Linked DNA regions of Homo sapiens: all the other regions are linked to region 2. The links are chromatin contacts, found by Hi-C or POLR2A ChIA-PET in ENCODE. All regions are on one chromosome and are shown on one strand. The core of a region is the stretch at or near the end of the contact, and the rest is flanking DNA. Distances in the headings are between cores, read along the strand shown.

Region 1 (2,700 bases), core at 197-2,696, 260 kb before region 2:
GAATGGCAGAAAAAGGAGGTATTGATTAGGTTGAAGTACTATTGTGTTCAATTCACGTAACTTCTACAGACCTGCACTAGCCTGTCGAACCCCATCAAGCTGGAGAAAACCTTGCAATGATAGTACCTTACGTCAGTAGTGCTTTACAGATTTCTAAATGTGTTCAGTTACAATGTGTTTCTCACAGTGTGCTGGTGAAGCTTTATGACAGGAAGTATCATTTTGTCAGACATTTCTTAGTGTCAGCACACTATACCGATCATTTTCAGAAACCTGGGATGACAGGTGTATTACACATACCACCATTCATGAAATCTTGGGCTCATCAAAGTCCTCAGGATATACTGGAAAGGGCCGTTAGGAATCCCACAGCATTCAGTGGAGTTCCAGCCTGTCAGATGGGGATGAAATGAGGCAGCACCAGCTTGTCGCTTCATAAGCACACAGTAAATTAGCCCTATATCTGCATTCATGCTCTCTCTTCAGAATCACCTTGAAAACATACACTTTCTTCTTACTGTCCCTTCTCTCTGGGTTATTTTAGAACGATATACACAAGCAAAAGAGATCTACCAGGAAGCACTGAAGCAAGCAAAGCTGAAAAAAGATGAAATTTCTGTACAACACATCAGGGAAGAGTTGGCTGAGCTGTCAAAGAAAAGTAGACCTTTGACAAATTCTGTCAAGCTCTAAATCCATTTTTGTGTAGGGAGAATAATGTCTAGTAATGTGGAAGAATAGCTATCATTCCTGTCTCTGTGGCACCCGATCAATGGCTTAAATCTGTCGTTTTTGATATTCAGGTTTCCTCAATTTAGCCTTAGTGAAGGAGGGGTTGTACACACTGCCATTTTTGTATTTTAAAGGAAAAATGACTTTCATTCCCAACTGATTATGACCTTTCAGGATGTCGTCAAGTGATGCTTTCAGTTGTAACACGTGACTTGGTGCTGTCCCTGCTGGTCTAAGTAGAACTGTAGATTCATATGGGCTGGTGTTCCTGTGCGCTGTGGGTGTGGTGATTCAGCCTGGCATTTCTACCATAAGTTTTTGGTCTGCTGATTTGCTGCCCTGTCTTCTCTTACTTTACTTTATCAATACCTGGCAAACTGACCAGAATTACCTTCCTCATGGCAAAGGGGGATTATGGTGAATTGTTGTTCTTATAGTCTGTTTCATGAAGCACAAGTGGAATTTAATACATAAAAGAGAAAAATATCTTAGTTTGCTACCAGCATCCAGCATGAAGTTGTAAAGTGGGGATTAGGCACGTGACAGTATAGCACCCATTTGAATTTAAATAAAAGTGAACCATATTTATCTGGTTATATAAAACTAAAAATGGGGGTGTTTATATAAAACTAAAAACTAAGAATGATGTAACCTTTTGTCTGTGTTATCTGAACACTCTACTTCCTTTGCAGCCTTAGTCACACAACTGAGTCATCTCAAGTACTCTTTAAGGACACACAGCCCAGGCTGTTCTGAGTCAGAATAGGCCCCTACAGGTATATTTTAAAACTCTTCGTAATTCTAATGTGTACTGCTGGTATAGCTGAACTACTGACCTGGATCTTAGTCCTAGCCTTTTTGCTTTTGCAATTTCAGTATCTTCATCTCTAAACTAGGGAAACACTGGGATTCTTTCTTAGCTGTGGGGGAAGGTATTTGGTTAGATGACTTTGAATGAATAGACTGCTGTGCTGAAAGAGCTTTATCACACTGTCTCAAAGTATGTAAAGATACATAGGTGGATGCTCTTACTGCAGCAGTCATGAATACATTTTTAGCCATTTACCTAAGGAAAAAGACAGTTTTTCTAGGTACCATGAAGGAAGATTGACCCTGTTGGTATGCCTGTGGGGGTGGGATGTGAGTGGGACTGATAAACTGATACTTTTGGTTCGTATGTACATACTGGAAGAATCTTCATAATAAATGAGACTACACAACAATATTGTATGTATCCCAGTAATCTTTGCATTTCTCAAAAAAAAAAAAAAAAAAAAAAAAAAAACTTTCTGAAGAAAATAAAAACACCAGAAACCTTGAGGTCCAAATCCTCAGGGATTAGACTAAAACTAGAGTTTTGTATGTTGCAGATGTAAATTTCTTCCTATTTTCTGTCTAATCTCATATTATTTACCATGCAGCTAATGCCGTTTACCAAGTCTAGCTCAGAGAGATAAGATACAATATAAATCAGACTGTTTCAGTAGAAACCAGTATTAACGTATGGTGATTTCTTAAAAAAATTAATGTCAACCACTCACCTTTTGCATTGAGAATGTTTTTACCTTTTCACAACTGCAGGGGTTACTGAAAGGTTTTTCATTCCAAGTTTTATTTATTTATTAATTTTAAATCATCCACAGTGACTCAGCTCATGGTCTCGTTGTTGGAAACACTAGGAGTTTTCAGGACAGTCTCTTCATGTGGGTGTTTTCATTACAGTTCATTTACACTGTTGTAAAATAAGGTACTGAAGCAAAAGGAGGACTGATCTCCTTTACTGATTGGTCTAAATTCAAAAGTGAATTGGTTAAAATCGTGTCATTAAAATTTTTTAACTGTCCAATGGTCACTGGAGTTTTCTGGGCATAAATATTTTTAAAATAGAATCACTCAGTGTACCAAAATTAAAAGCATTATGAAATTTGCAGTCATAAACATGCAGTGGAAAACTGGCTGTCAGAATAC
Region 2 (2,700 bases), core at 73-2,572:
TAGAATGTGTAGGAAAGGTCACTGTTTGAGGATATTCAGCCAGTGGGGGAAAAAACCACAACGTTATTTTAATGAACGCTTTTAGCCTGGCTTGTTTCCTGAACATTAAGGTCTAGGGCGGGACTTCGAGTTTGGGGCCTTTTCCAGAGGTATTAACACTGTGTTTGCTAAATACACCCCAGGGAAGGAGTCGTCGGGCTTCTACGAGTCACACTTAAAAGACTGGCAAGAGTTGGCTTCTTCTGTTGTGTTCTTAGCTTCCAAAATAGTAGTCTCTCCTCAGAGCCAGACGCGCAATGCCATCATGTTAATGAGGTGCCTCATGTGCTTCAATAGCCACTGACTGATGGTACCCCGAACCTGCCTGGATTCCTCACCTCTTCCCCTGCCCATCTCTCCTTCCCGCAGCAAACTGCTCATCCTGCAGCAGTCCGAACCTCTGCCTCATTGGCCCTAAGCTTCCTAAGGGAAGGGACCATGACTTGTATTCATGTTTATATCCCTAAAACTCAGCCCTCTGTTTGGCACATAGTGTGTGCTTAGTCCAGATCACTTAAATGTACAATGATTTCATTCTCTCGGAGCCCCGCTCTGGTGGTGTGGGTCCCTGGGGACCCCTCCAGATGCCTTTCTCCAGCCATGGCTGCGCAGGCACCGAGAAGCCGCAGGCTGGTTCCAGCTCACAGCCTCTCGCCTCAGGCCCACACTGCTCCTCCTGCTGTCTGCCCCAGGGCTTGCGATTGCCCGGGGGTCCCCAAGCGGGCTCAACTCTGAAAGATTAGAGAGCTAACAGCCTATGGAGATAAATACTTCCTTCTTTATCTTCCTGGGAAGATGGACAGTTGTAAGATGATTTTCTTACAACTTTCAGACAGTCCTGTGGGAACACACAGCCAGTGCCCATAAGTAGGGCCACATCAGTAGAGCATCCCTGCTTCCCTGCCTTCTCCATCTGTCAGTGGCTTCTGCTCCTGGGGTCACAGTCCCCAATAAAGTACACACTAAGCCTTCTTCCTAGGGGAGCTGAGACTCGAATACATTCAGAGCCCTTTAAGAAGTTCTCTCACAGACTTATTTTTGTTTTCAAAATTCAATTCCTCTAAATATATTTCTGTTCCTCTTTCGTCTAAGTCTCATTCTTTTTGACTGAGAAGTCAGAAGCAAAATTAAAGTTTAGTGACTAGGGTTTTTTTGTCCTGTTATACGTTGACATTCCTTACCGTGGGTGTATCTGTGCTTTCTTTGCTCTTACTCTGAACATGCCCAAAAAAACTCTTGTGTTATCTTTAGCATATTTCATAAGCCACAATTCAGGAAGTTAGAGAAATTGCTCCCTGGTGCAGAGCAACAGAACTGCCGACCTCTTTCCACTCCAATTGCGGTGAAAGTGATATCTCTCTGCCTGAGCTGACGTTGGCCTTTAGGCTTCTCTAATTATTTCCTTAGGTTAGATTTCTAGAAACACAGGGTCAAAGGGCACAGATATTCACATATAGGCAAGTTACCTTCTTCTTGAGATGTAGCAATTTAAACTCATAACAGCAGTACATAACAGTGCCCCTTTCTCTGTGTCTTTCTCCAACACAGACATCTTGCTTTAATTTTGCATTTATTTGATTCTTTCTGAGAAGCAGAAGGAATATATGTTGGCCGTTTGCATTTCTTCTTTTCTAAATTACCTGTTTTCTTTCCTTCCTTCCTTCCTTCCTTTCTTTCTCTTTCTTTCTTTCGAGACGAAGTCTCACTCTTGTTGCCCAGGTTGGAGTACAGTGGCTCAGTCTCGGCTCACTGCAGCCCCCACCTCCCAGGTTGAGGCTATTCTCCTGCCTCAGCCTCCCGAGTAGCTGGGATTACAGGTGCCTGCCACCACGCCCAGCTAATTTTTGTATTTTTAGTAGAGATGGGGTTTCTCCGTGTTGGCCAGACTGGTCTTGAACTCCTGACCTCGTGATCCACCCGCCTTGGCCTCCCAAAGTGCTGGGATTACAGGCGTGAGCCACTGCGTCCAGCCTATTACTATTATTCTTTTTTTCTTTTCTTTTTTTTCTTTTTCTTTTTTTTTGAAACCGGAGTTTCGCTCTTGTTGCCCAGGCTGGAGTGCAATGGCGCGATCTTGGCTCACCGCAACCTCTGCCTCCTAGGTTCAAGCAATCCTCCTGCCTCAGCCTCCTGAGTAGCTGGGATTACAGGCACGCACCACTGTGCCCGGCTAATTTTGTAGTTTTAGTAGACACAGGGTTTCTCCATGTTGGTCAGGCTGGCCTCAAACTCCTGACCTCAGGTGATCCGCCCACCTCAGCCTCCCAAAGTGCTGGGATTACAGGCGTGAGCCACCACACCTAGCTAAAAATTCTTTAATAGGTCTCTTTAATGTTTTAAGTAGTCCTAGATTTCCCCTGTGAACCATCTTGAAAGTTTTGCCTTTTATTCTCAGTTCTCTTTTGCTGGCTTCTTATCAGGAAACACCACCTGACTGATTTGAGATGTAAAGTGATGGAGTGCAAAGACCACAGGTCTCTGTATTCAAAGGTCTAGGTGCAAGGTACAACCTTACCGGATATTTCAGAGCTTGTCTTTTATAATTTTTGAGCTGAGAAGGTCAGGTGAGATAAACTGTATGGACTGGAATTCTGATTTGAGATGTAAAGTGATGGAGTGCAAAGACCACAGGTCTCTGTATTCGAAGGTTTAGGTGCAAGG
Region 3 (2,700 bases), core at 103-2,602, 340 kb before region 2:
AATCCTTTACCCTTTAGCAGTCACCCCATGTTTTGATTTTTGCTTTACATGATTTTACAAGCATCTTTTCCTGTTGCTGGAAAATCTCCTTACCCATCCTCTTTGGTGACTGTCAGCAAAGGCTTTCGGGTGGTGAAATAGCGTGGCCAGGAGTGCTCTAGAACAATGGTGTTGGTGAGGGCTGCAGAAGCTGAGGACCCACAGGCAGAGAGGGAGGGATGGTAGAAGCAGGTGGTGAGGAGGGACTCGGGGCAGGACTTTGGGGGTAAAAGGAAGCAAGTCTCTGGAAGCAGAACCAGCAGCACTGCTGATCATTGGGACGTGGAGAAAGGCGAAGGCTCAGGGTGTCAGCAAACTTCCTAGGGTGGGTGAGGGTTGCCAGGTCAATAACGAACAGGGTCCCAGGAAAAGGCGGCAGCACAGGTTTGGGGAGAATTAGAGATGAGCTTGGTTTTGGTCTTGTTGGATTTGGGGGCACCAGTCTCTCTCCTGGCGAGAGTCGGCAGTGGGGTGTTAGGATCTGGCCCTCAGGAGGCTGTTAGGGCTGAAGCAAGAGATTTGGGAGTTAAGGGTGTGAGGGCCACGTGGGAGGCCTCGGGAGCCTGTGCCGATCCAGGGTGAGTGTGAAGGAAAGAAAAAAGAGGGCCCGGGGAACACTGGTATTTTCGGGCGGTGGACGAGGATGGGACGGCCACGAGCTTGTCTTAAGGTAGAAGGCAGAGCGGGGCCGTAGGGGCAGTGGCGCGGGCGAGGGTGGAGAACAGCGCTGAGCCTCGCTGGGAGGCGGCCGGAGGGGGCTGCAGCCCCCGAGGGCTCCTTGCAGTCCGGCCCCGCAGCCTGGAGACAGCTCCGGTGGTGCTGCGCTGCCCGAGACTGCTGCACGAGCGGGGACTGCGGCCTCGGCTCCCTGCCTGCCCGGCAGCCCCCCATCCAGTCGGCCTGCCCGGGGTGCGCAGGGTTAGCCTGGAGTGAGCTCGCCCCGCCCGGGGTTGCGCGGCCCTGGGGGGTCCTCTCGCGGCGGCTCCTGGGACCTGCTGGCGCCCCGGGCAGAGCCCGGCCCCATCCCAGGAGTCGCCCGGACTGGAAGGCAGTGCGAGCACTGGGACACAGCCTCCGAGCTCGAGCGTGACGGGAAGTTGGGGCAATTTGTTAGTTATCCGCCGCCACCAAGACGCGGCACGGCGCCTGGACCGGAGGGGCCCCGCGCGGGCGCGAACTTTGGGCTCGGGCGAGTGGGTGGTGCTCCGCCCAGCCCGAGACGGGCGGGCGCGCGGGCCAATGGGTGCCGCCTCTTGGCCGCGGGGGGCCCCGACCCGTGGGTCCCGGCCACCAGCGCCCCAGCCCCGAGGCTCAGAAGCGGCAGGCGGAGGCGCGGTCCGGGCGCTATGGCCATGCCCGGCGGGTCTCACGCGGCTGCCCCTCGCCCGGCGCGCCTTCGGTAGGGGGCGCCCGGGGCCCAGCTGGCCCGGCCATGCTGCTGGAGACACAGGACGCGCTGTACGTGGCGCTGGAGCTGGTCATCGCCGCGCTTTCGGTGGCGGGCAACGTGCTGGTGTGCGCCGCGGTGGGCACGGCGAACACTCTGCAGACGCCCACCAACTACTTCCTGGTGTCCCTGGCTGCGGCCGACGTGGCCGTGGGGCTCTTCGCCATCCCCTTTGCCATCACCATCAGCCTGGGCTTCTGCACTGACTTCTACGGCTGCCTCTTCCTCGCCTGCTTCGTGCTGGTGCTCACGCAGAGCTCCATCTTCAGCCTTCTGGCCGTGGCAGTCGACAGATACCTGGCCATCTGTGTCCCGCTCAGGTGAGGCGCTCGGCGTCGCCCGAACTCGGGGCCCCGTCGGAGCTCCGAAATGGGTCGTCTTCTCCAGGCCGGGGTTCCTCCCTCGGGGGCCCCAGACGGGCCAGGCTGGGGGCGCGCGGGGCGCTTGGAGGGCTGGTTCCCAGCCTGGCCACCCCGCAACGCTAGACCAGTGCGCCCGGGCACCCAAGACATCCCAGATGCGCGTCGCTCTAAGGAGATCTGCGTAGGGACAGCTCTAGGGGGTCCGGGGAGTGCGGTCCCCGGCGCCCGGGGAGGCGCCGTGGAAACCCCGGGGAAAGCGTCACCCCCGGGGAAAGCGTCACCCCCGTGGGCGGGTGGAGCCCGGGGCGCGGGAGTTTTGGTGATCACATCTCCACTCCTGCCACGAAGGCCGTTCCTAACACTCGCCCGCAGCGGCGGTGCAGCGGCAGTCCCGTGAGTGCTGCGGCTCCCGGAGGCCCGGGAGGTTCCCACTAAGGGCAAGGCAACTTTGGACGCTGGGCATTCGCACCGTCAGAATGGACACGCATGAGCCAGCTTCAGAACGTGTCTGCTGCGGAGAGGCGGCCCGGCCCATCCCAGGGGAAGGTGTCCGTTAACTTTGGGGAACGCTACGGACTCAGATTATATACTTTTAAAAGGAGTTACAATGCTTCCTCGTGTCTGGCAAACGGCCTTACAGCCTCACTGCCCTTGTGTAACTATTTATCTCCTGCTGCCCTGTTGGGAGCGGGCTGAGAAGTGCAGAAAATGGTGGCGAACTTACTTGTCCACTCTTTCTCCCACACTGAGAAAATCTAGGATTCAGGGGATGGAGTCAGCCAGCGACCAGAGTGGATTCCCAGTTGGAGCTGATGACTTCAACATTGAGAGTTTGTTGAAAGTATTTATTCT
Region 4 (2,700 bases), core at 147-2,646, 370 kb after region 2:
CATTTTTAAAATATTTGTAAATATTAATAAACTCTTTGGCAATACTTTATGTAGATTATGTAGATTATGCTCGTAACATATGTTTAACAACCAAACTACAATAAATCCCTTGTTTTATTTTATAATTAGAATAAACAATATTTAACATTTAATATATTCAGCTTGATCTCAATTGTGCAAATGTAATGCATAGAAAAAAAGACTGAGTAACCCAAAACTCTACTGAGACCTCTGAGACCTGGGGCTGTGATGTTTACCCTTCTTTCTGCTTTTCTGTACTCTCCAAGCAGACAAGAAGAAGTATCTACCTATACATAGGAGTGTGGAATAGGAATAAAATCCCAGAGTGGCTGGCCACATCCCCAGGTTCTAACCCTGCTTTGGCTACCGTAAAACTGTGACCACAGGCAAGTCACTTGAGCACAACGAATCAGCTATTAGTACATGACAGTAGCCACCTTATATGTTTCTACTGTCCCCTTTGTCATTATGCAGAAGATATCTAGGCCACTATTCCCCAGTTATAATTTCCCTATTTACAAGCTCTGTCTTTCCAACTATTGCAAACGTATCCAGAGACTTAAGGAGAAACTTTACTTGTTTTGCTTCCTTGGCCAGTGCAGTTATTTAGAAATAATGAAGGGTCCATGTTTTTGCTGAGAATCTCAGCGCCATGTACCAGTCCAGCATTTCCCAACCAATGCAATAATACCATTGTCATGTCAGGGAGTGACAAGTGATTAAAAGGTGATTACAGTATTTGAAATGTGACATTTCAGGAAAAGCTGCCTCGGTTACTGAGTAGCGCAGGTCCCCCGATGTGGAACCTAGTTCCATCCCTGCCAGTTCAGAAGCCAGAGCGGATATGCTCCTGCCAACCTCGCCTTCTTTCCCTAACTGCTCTCCTCTACCCACTTCGGGTATGCCCTCCTCAGGGCCTGCAAGGCGCGGGGCTGGGAAGACCGGGAAAGTCGGGTCAGGGGCCCGCCCGCCCTACTCGACTCCCTGCGCCCTGCGCCCGGCTCTTTTTAACCCCAGCGCCGCCAGGCCCGCAGGGAGGGGGTTCCCGGGTTTGGACCCGGACTAGGAGGCCGCATAGGGCACGCGGCCCTACCTGTGAGGGAGGCCAGCTGGAGACTGAACCCACACTCGGGAAGGAGGCCCAGCCCCAATCGCCTCTCAGGAGTGGGCGGGTCCGCTCAGGGACAGGGGCTCTAGAGGGAACGGCCACGCCCCGGACGCCGCCGGGAGCCAAGCGCCAAGGGAGGGGCGGCGGGCAACCGAGGCCAGGCGCCCGGGACAACGAGTACCTGGCGGCCGAACTGAGGACAACTGAGGGAACTCGCAGAGCAGGGCGGGAACGCTTCCAGCAATGGCGGCGGCTCGGCGGTGCCGGCCTCCAGGCAGGGCATTGCGCCTGCGCAGCCGGAGCGTCGGAACTACAGTGCCCAGAATCCTCAGCGCCTGAGCCCCCCGCCCCTTTTGTCTGCGTTAGTGAAGGAATTGGCTCTTCGAGGGTGAGAAAAAATTCCAATTGGATACACTTCTGTTGAGAAGCCTTGACTATGTGTCAAAAGCAATAGCACTAGAGATACAAATAATGACACAACCCTTGTCTTGGAACATTTAGGTGCGACTAAAGAAAGCCGTCGAGAGAACAGATAGATGTGATCCAGACAAATATGTGAACAAGTGCTTGGAAACACATATTTCTGAACAATTCCCTTTATGACAATTCCCTCAGAGTTGGAAGAGACAACAATTGATGACTATAATGCCAATTAAGTAGAATGGATATGAATGTCTGAAAATAAGCTGGAAATTTTAAGGCCAAAATTCTTCGAAATACAAAGAAAAAACCTTTCTGAAGACAAATAGCTGTAGAAGTTCTCCTCAATGCATACAAATGATAATTCTTAAAACACAATGACTGAAAGTATTTATTTGCAACAAATTTATTTGACCACTTATTCAAGGGCTGCTCGTCCAAGAGCTATATTAAGGTCTATTTACTTTATCCCTACCAAAGGCGGTATTTTTTGAGGATAGAAACTACATCTCATGGAGTTTATCACTCAGAGTGCCTACTTAGGAGACTGCTTGCATACTGAATGAAACGAAGGAAGAATGAATGAATAATTTGGGACCCCACCTCCCAACACACTTCCACATATCGAAATGCACACGGAATGAGGTACATCTTCTAAGGAGAGTGGCATTGAAGAGTAATCAAAACAACAGGATATTCACAGGAGGACTGGAATAAAACGAAATTTCCAGTGAAAAAGATTACTCAAAATATTTATTCAATACACTCTGAAATTAGAAACTAAGCAAATGTCTTTTGGAGATCCCAGTTCCCTCACATTCCCCACAGATGAAGATGAGCCAAACAGAAGTCCAAAACTTAAACATTACAAAACAAATAATAAAATAAGACACTGTGACTGAAAATCAGCACAAACAATAAACGGCAGAAATATATCCCCCAAAACTTCAGAGGCAGAGCTCATTTGATTAAAAATTTAAAATTATTACATTTAAAATGTTTAAGGACATGATAGATGGAATTAAAAACATTATCAACAAACAACAGAATGTAAAATAAGCCACCAGGAAAGTTTAGAGAAACATACACATTTCGTTAAACTATTAAAAAAAAATGTTTAACACAATATTTAGGGTAGATTATTACTTCTA
Region 5 (2,700 bases), core at 92-2,591, 280 kb after region 2:
CAAGGTAGAGTTAGCAGCCTTAGTGACAAATTCTGAGCCCAGAACTTGCAGGGATGGATAAGAGACCCTGAAACACAAGCATGGACCACAAGGTCAAGAATCCCTGGTGTACTCTACTATACATATACACACACAGAAACAGACTCGCAGTGTGCATAGATGAACACACATAAGCTTTACCTTGTCTTCCTCCCCTATATCCTTAGACTTGTAAGGGAACTGCCATCTGCTTGGGGTTGGTGGGGGATGGAGCTGCTATTAAAAAGGTAGTGTCAGAGGCAATGACTCGAATCTAAGCCAAACAACAGATTAAACCTCTAACCTGTTGTAACAAAAATTAAACATTTTTATAGAGAAAATAGTTTCATTATTTTAGTCACTGATGTTACAGAAGCTGTAATGACTGAACGGACTCTCAACAATAACAAAGTGAATCTGTTACTTGGAAGAAACTAGGAGAATTTCTTCTTAATACAGTGCTCAAGGTTCCCAAGGGAACTGTCAGGGGAAAGGGCGAGCCATTTATCTGCGTTGCATGTTAATGCCAGCCGATTCTAGCCTTTCACTATCAGAGGGTTGGGAAGACCAGCGGGTTGGACTGGAAAAGAGTGAAGAGGTTGGTGTGACTTCAAGTCCTTTAAGTGCTTCTATAGGAGACAGTTCTTTAGGGATATATTCGAAACCAGGATTCTCGAAGGAAACCTTAGAACCGGCCTGATCTGGAGGAGAACCGACACCACCTCTCCCCAGGCTCCAGCTCCGAGCCCTGCTGAGGCACAGTCGTGCCACCAAAGACAACTGTTTACAAGGCCCTGCGGAGGTGATGCGACAGCCTTGCCTTGCCTCCTGTCGCCTCCCCTTCCCGGCCAAGTCCCTCTGCCTCTTACTCCTCTTCAGCCGCAGGGTCGAGGTCGAGGGCAGCGGGGGAGTCGGGGACCGTGCGACGCGCAACGCTGGGACTGGGCCCACAGCAGCCTCCACCCCGTCTTTGCCCTCCCGCAAGCCACGAGCACGGGAGCCCGCGCGTGGACGGGCTCGGGCTGTCACTGATCGCGCGGACACTCGCGCGCTGCGCCCGGACATCAATACCTGTCGCTGGGACCCGGCCGACGGGCAGCCGGAGCGGCCCTAAGGCCACAGGCAACAATGGCGACGCTGGCACAGGCGCCTGCGTGGCGGGCTCAGTCCCGAGCGGCAGCGGATCCTCGGGCTCCGCCACTTCCCTTCCCCGCAAAGCACAGAGTGTCCCGGCCAGGAGCTGCACGTTCCAGCCCGGTCCTGAGAAGCCCGGCCCAGAAACCCCGGCGCCTCTGCTTAGCCGCGACCTCGCCTCGGCGTCACTGCGCATGTGCGCCAGAGGAACGCTGCGCGCCCGCAGAGCCAATCGGAGCCCAAGCTGCCGCCTCCCCCTCCCGCGCCTCTGGCCCTGGACCTGTCTCCATGGCAACCTCCTCCACCCATCGCTCTGACTTGCTTGTCAGCCTGCGAGGTTCCGAAGGGAACTTCAAAGTTTCCCCGGGCAGACGCAGGTCTGGTAGACGTCTTGGAGGCCAGGGAGGTGCCAGTAGCTGGAGGAGCGCCGGGAGTTGAAGCCCCGCGCCAACTACGCAGAGAAAACTGGGCGCCAGATTTCCTAGAGGAAGAATGGGCAGGGAAGATGTGGGTCTAAAGGCAGAAAGACTTAATGTGCGGTTTCGGGCTTTACTGTGCATACATACTAACTGTGAAAGGTTTTCACTTCCTCCTCAGGAATTTGATTCTGAGACTCTCAGATTGGGGGAAAAAAACCCATGTTCTTTCTTTCTTTCTTTTTTTTCTTTTGAGACGGAGTCTCGCTCTGTCGCCCAGGCTGGAGTGCAATGGTGCGAGCTCGGCTCACTGCAACCTCCGCCTCCTGGGTTCAAGTGATTCTCCTGTGTTCAAGTGATTCTCACTTGAACTTCCTGGGTTCAGCCTCCCGAGTAGCTGTTATTTCTAAGAGACACAAAACAAAAATACATAAAACACTGGAAAAATAAAAGCATAGAAAAACATATTCAAGGTGTTCCCGTTATCTACTGTTCTATTAACAAACCACCCCAAAACTTAGTGGTTTTGAAGGACAATCACCGTATTATGCTCATAAATTTCATGGTGAGGAATTTGAAAGGGGAACTGAGTGGGTGGGCCTTTGCCTCATTATGTCTGTAGCCTCTGTTGGGATGATTTGATGGCTGGGAGGGCCCGCTTCCAAGATGGCTTTTCCACTCACATGTCTACTGCTTGGGAGGAGATGGGCTAAAAGATGAACTCGGCTTGTGTTTGACCAGAGTGCCTCAATGTGGTCTCTCCAGCATAAAGGACTGAGGGCAGCTGGACTTGTTACATGGTGGCTCTGGGCTCCAAGAGTGAGCATTCCAGTGAACAAGAGAGAAGCGCCATGGCCAATTATAACATGGCCTTGGAAGTCACCTAACACCAATTCTGTCAGACTCTTGGTCAAAGCAATCACAAGCCTACAGAGAATCAAATGGAGGCAGAATCCTGTGAGGGTGGAGGAGGACTGTCAAAGACTCTTAATATCACCACACCAGGAAAATTTTAACAAAAAGAAAGTTGGACCGGGCGCGGTGGCTCACGCCTGTAATTCCAGCACTTTGGGAGGCCCAGGCAGGTAGATCACCTGAGGTCAGGAGTTTGAGACCAGCCTGGCCAACATGG

The links. Hi-C counts contacts between places; a loop is a spot of excess contacts on that map. ChIA-PET counts read pairs that join two places held with the same protein, here RNA polymerase II (POLR2A). Pooled maps may share reads with other maps.
Region 1: a loop to region 2 is called in a map of endothelial cell of umbilical vein, with 3 times the contacts of the local background. The contact joins two enhancer-like sites. A Hi-C loop is called at or near these places in 1 of 168 maps with a recorded cell type or tissue (endothelial cell of umbilical vein) and 10 of 50 pooled maps. POLR2A ChIA-PET finds 5 or more read pairs at or near these places in 1 of 52 experiments (WTC11).
Region 3: a loop to region 2 is called in a pooled map, with 3 times the contacts of the local background. The contact joins the promoter of ADORA2B here to the enhancer-like site in region 2. A Hi-C loop is called at or near these places in 1 of 168 maps with a recorded cell type or tissue (PC-9), 5 of 37 single-sample maps with no recorded cell type and 11 of 50 pooled maps. POLR2A ChIA-PET finds 5 or more read pairs at or near these places in 1 of 52 experiments (BJ).
Region 4: a pooled map shows a loop between it and region 2 (17-fold over the local background). The contact joins the promoter of ZNF624 here to the enhancer-like site in region 2. A Hi-C loop is called at or near these places in 1 of 37 single-sample maps with no recorded cell type and 10 of 50 pooled maps. POLR2A ChIA-PET finds 5 or more read pairs at or near these places in 1 of 52 experiments (HEK293).
Region 5: a map of B cell shows a loop between it and region 2 (15-fold over the local background). The contact joins the promoter of ZNF287 here to the enhancer-like site in region 2. A Hi-C loop is called at or near these places in 1 of 168 maps with a recorded cell type or tissue (B cell) and 7 of 50 pooled maps. POLR2A ChIA-PET finds 5 or more read pairs at or near these places in 2 of 52 experiments (both activated naive CD4-positive, alpha-beta T cell).

Annotation. Positions count from the first base shown.
Region 1 is chr17:16,026,830-16,029,529 of GRCh38, forward strand. TTC19 (tetratricopeptide repeat domain 19) reads left to right here. Exons shown (of 10, transcript NM_017775.4): 10 at 545-2,575. The coding sequence ends at 693. NCOR1 (nuclear receptor corepressor 1) reads right to left here. Exons shown (of 46, transcript NM_006311.4): 46 at 2,328-2,700. Among named protein-coding and RNA genes, the nearest start is that of TTC19, 28 kb to the left of the region's middle. RefSeq lists a silencer at 1,358-1,407. Within about 2 kb of position 1,447, at least 8 of the 41 ENCODE cell types and tissues checked have a DNase peak (open chromatin) inside an H3K27ac peak, as active enhancers do; they include endothelial cell of umbilical vein, where a contact is called at or near this core.
Region 2 is chr17:16,286,494-16,289,193 of GRCh38, forward strand. All of the region lies in intron 2 of PIGL (phosphatidylinositol glycan anchor biosynthesis class L), which reads left to right. Among named protein-coding and RNA genes, the nearest start is that of MIR1288, 5.8 kb to the left of the region's middle. RefSeq lists enhancers at 1-239, 1,324-1,453, 1,714-1,763, 1,784-1,833. Within about 2 kb of position 1,323, at least 26 of the 41 ENCODE cell types and tissues checked have a DNase peak (open chromatin) inside an H3K27ac peak, as active enhancers do; they include B cell, PC-9 and endothelial cell of umbilical vein, where a contact is called at or near this core.
Region 3 is chr17:15,943,778-15,946,477 of GRCh38, forward strand. ADORA2B (adenosine A2b receptor) reads left to right here and starts at 1,353. Exons shown (of 2, transcript NM_000676.4): 1 at 1,353-1,806. The coding sequence starts at 1,472. RefSeq lists a silencer at 909-1,528 and an enhancer at 1,356-2,170.
Region 4 is chr17:16,652,454-16,655,153 of GRCh38, forward strand. It overlaps ZNF624 (zinc finger protein 624), which reads right to left and starts at 1,397. Exons shown (of 6, transcript NM_020787.4): 1 at 1,311-1,397. It overlaps LOC124903934 (a long non-coding RNA gene), which reads left to right and starts at 1,439. Exons shown (of 4, transcript XR_007065639.1): 1 at 1,439-1,517; 2 at 1,631-2,700. RefSeq lists an enhancer at 641-1,151 and a silencer at 1,107-1,306.
Region 5 is chr17:16,567,863-16,570,562 of GRCh38, forward strand. It overlaps ZNF287 (zinc finger protein 287), which reads right to left and starts at 1,342. Exons shown (of 6, transcript NM_020653.4): 1 at 1,090-1,342; 2 at 1-67. RefSeq lists enhancers at 405-906, 907-1,406.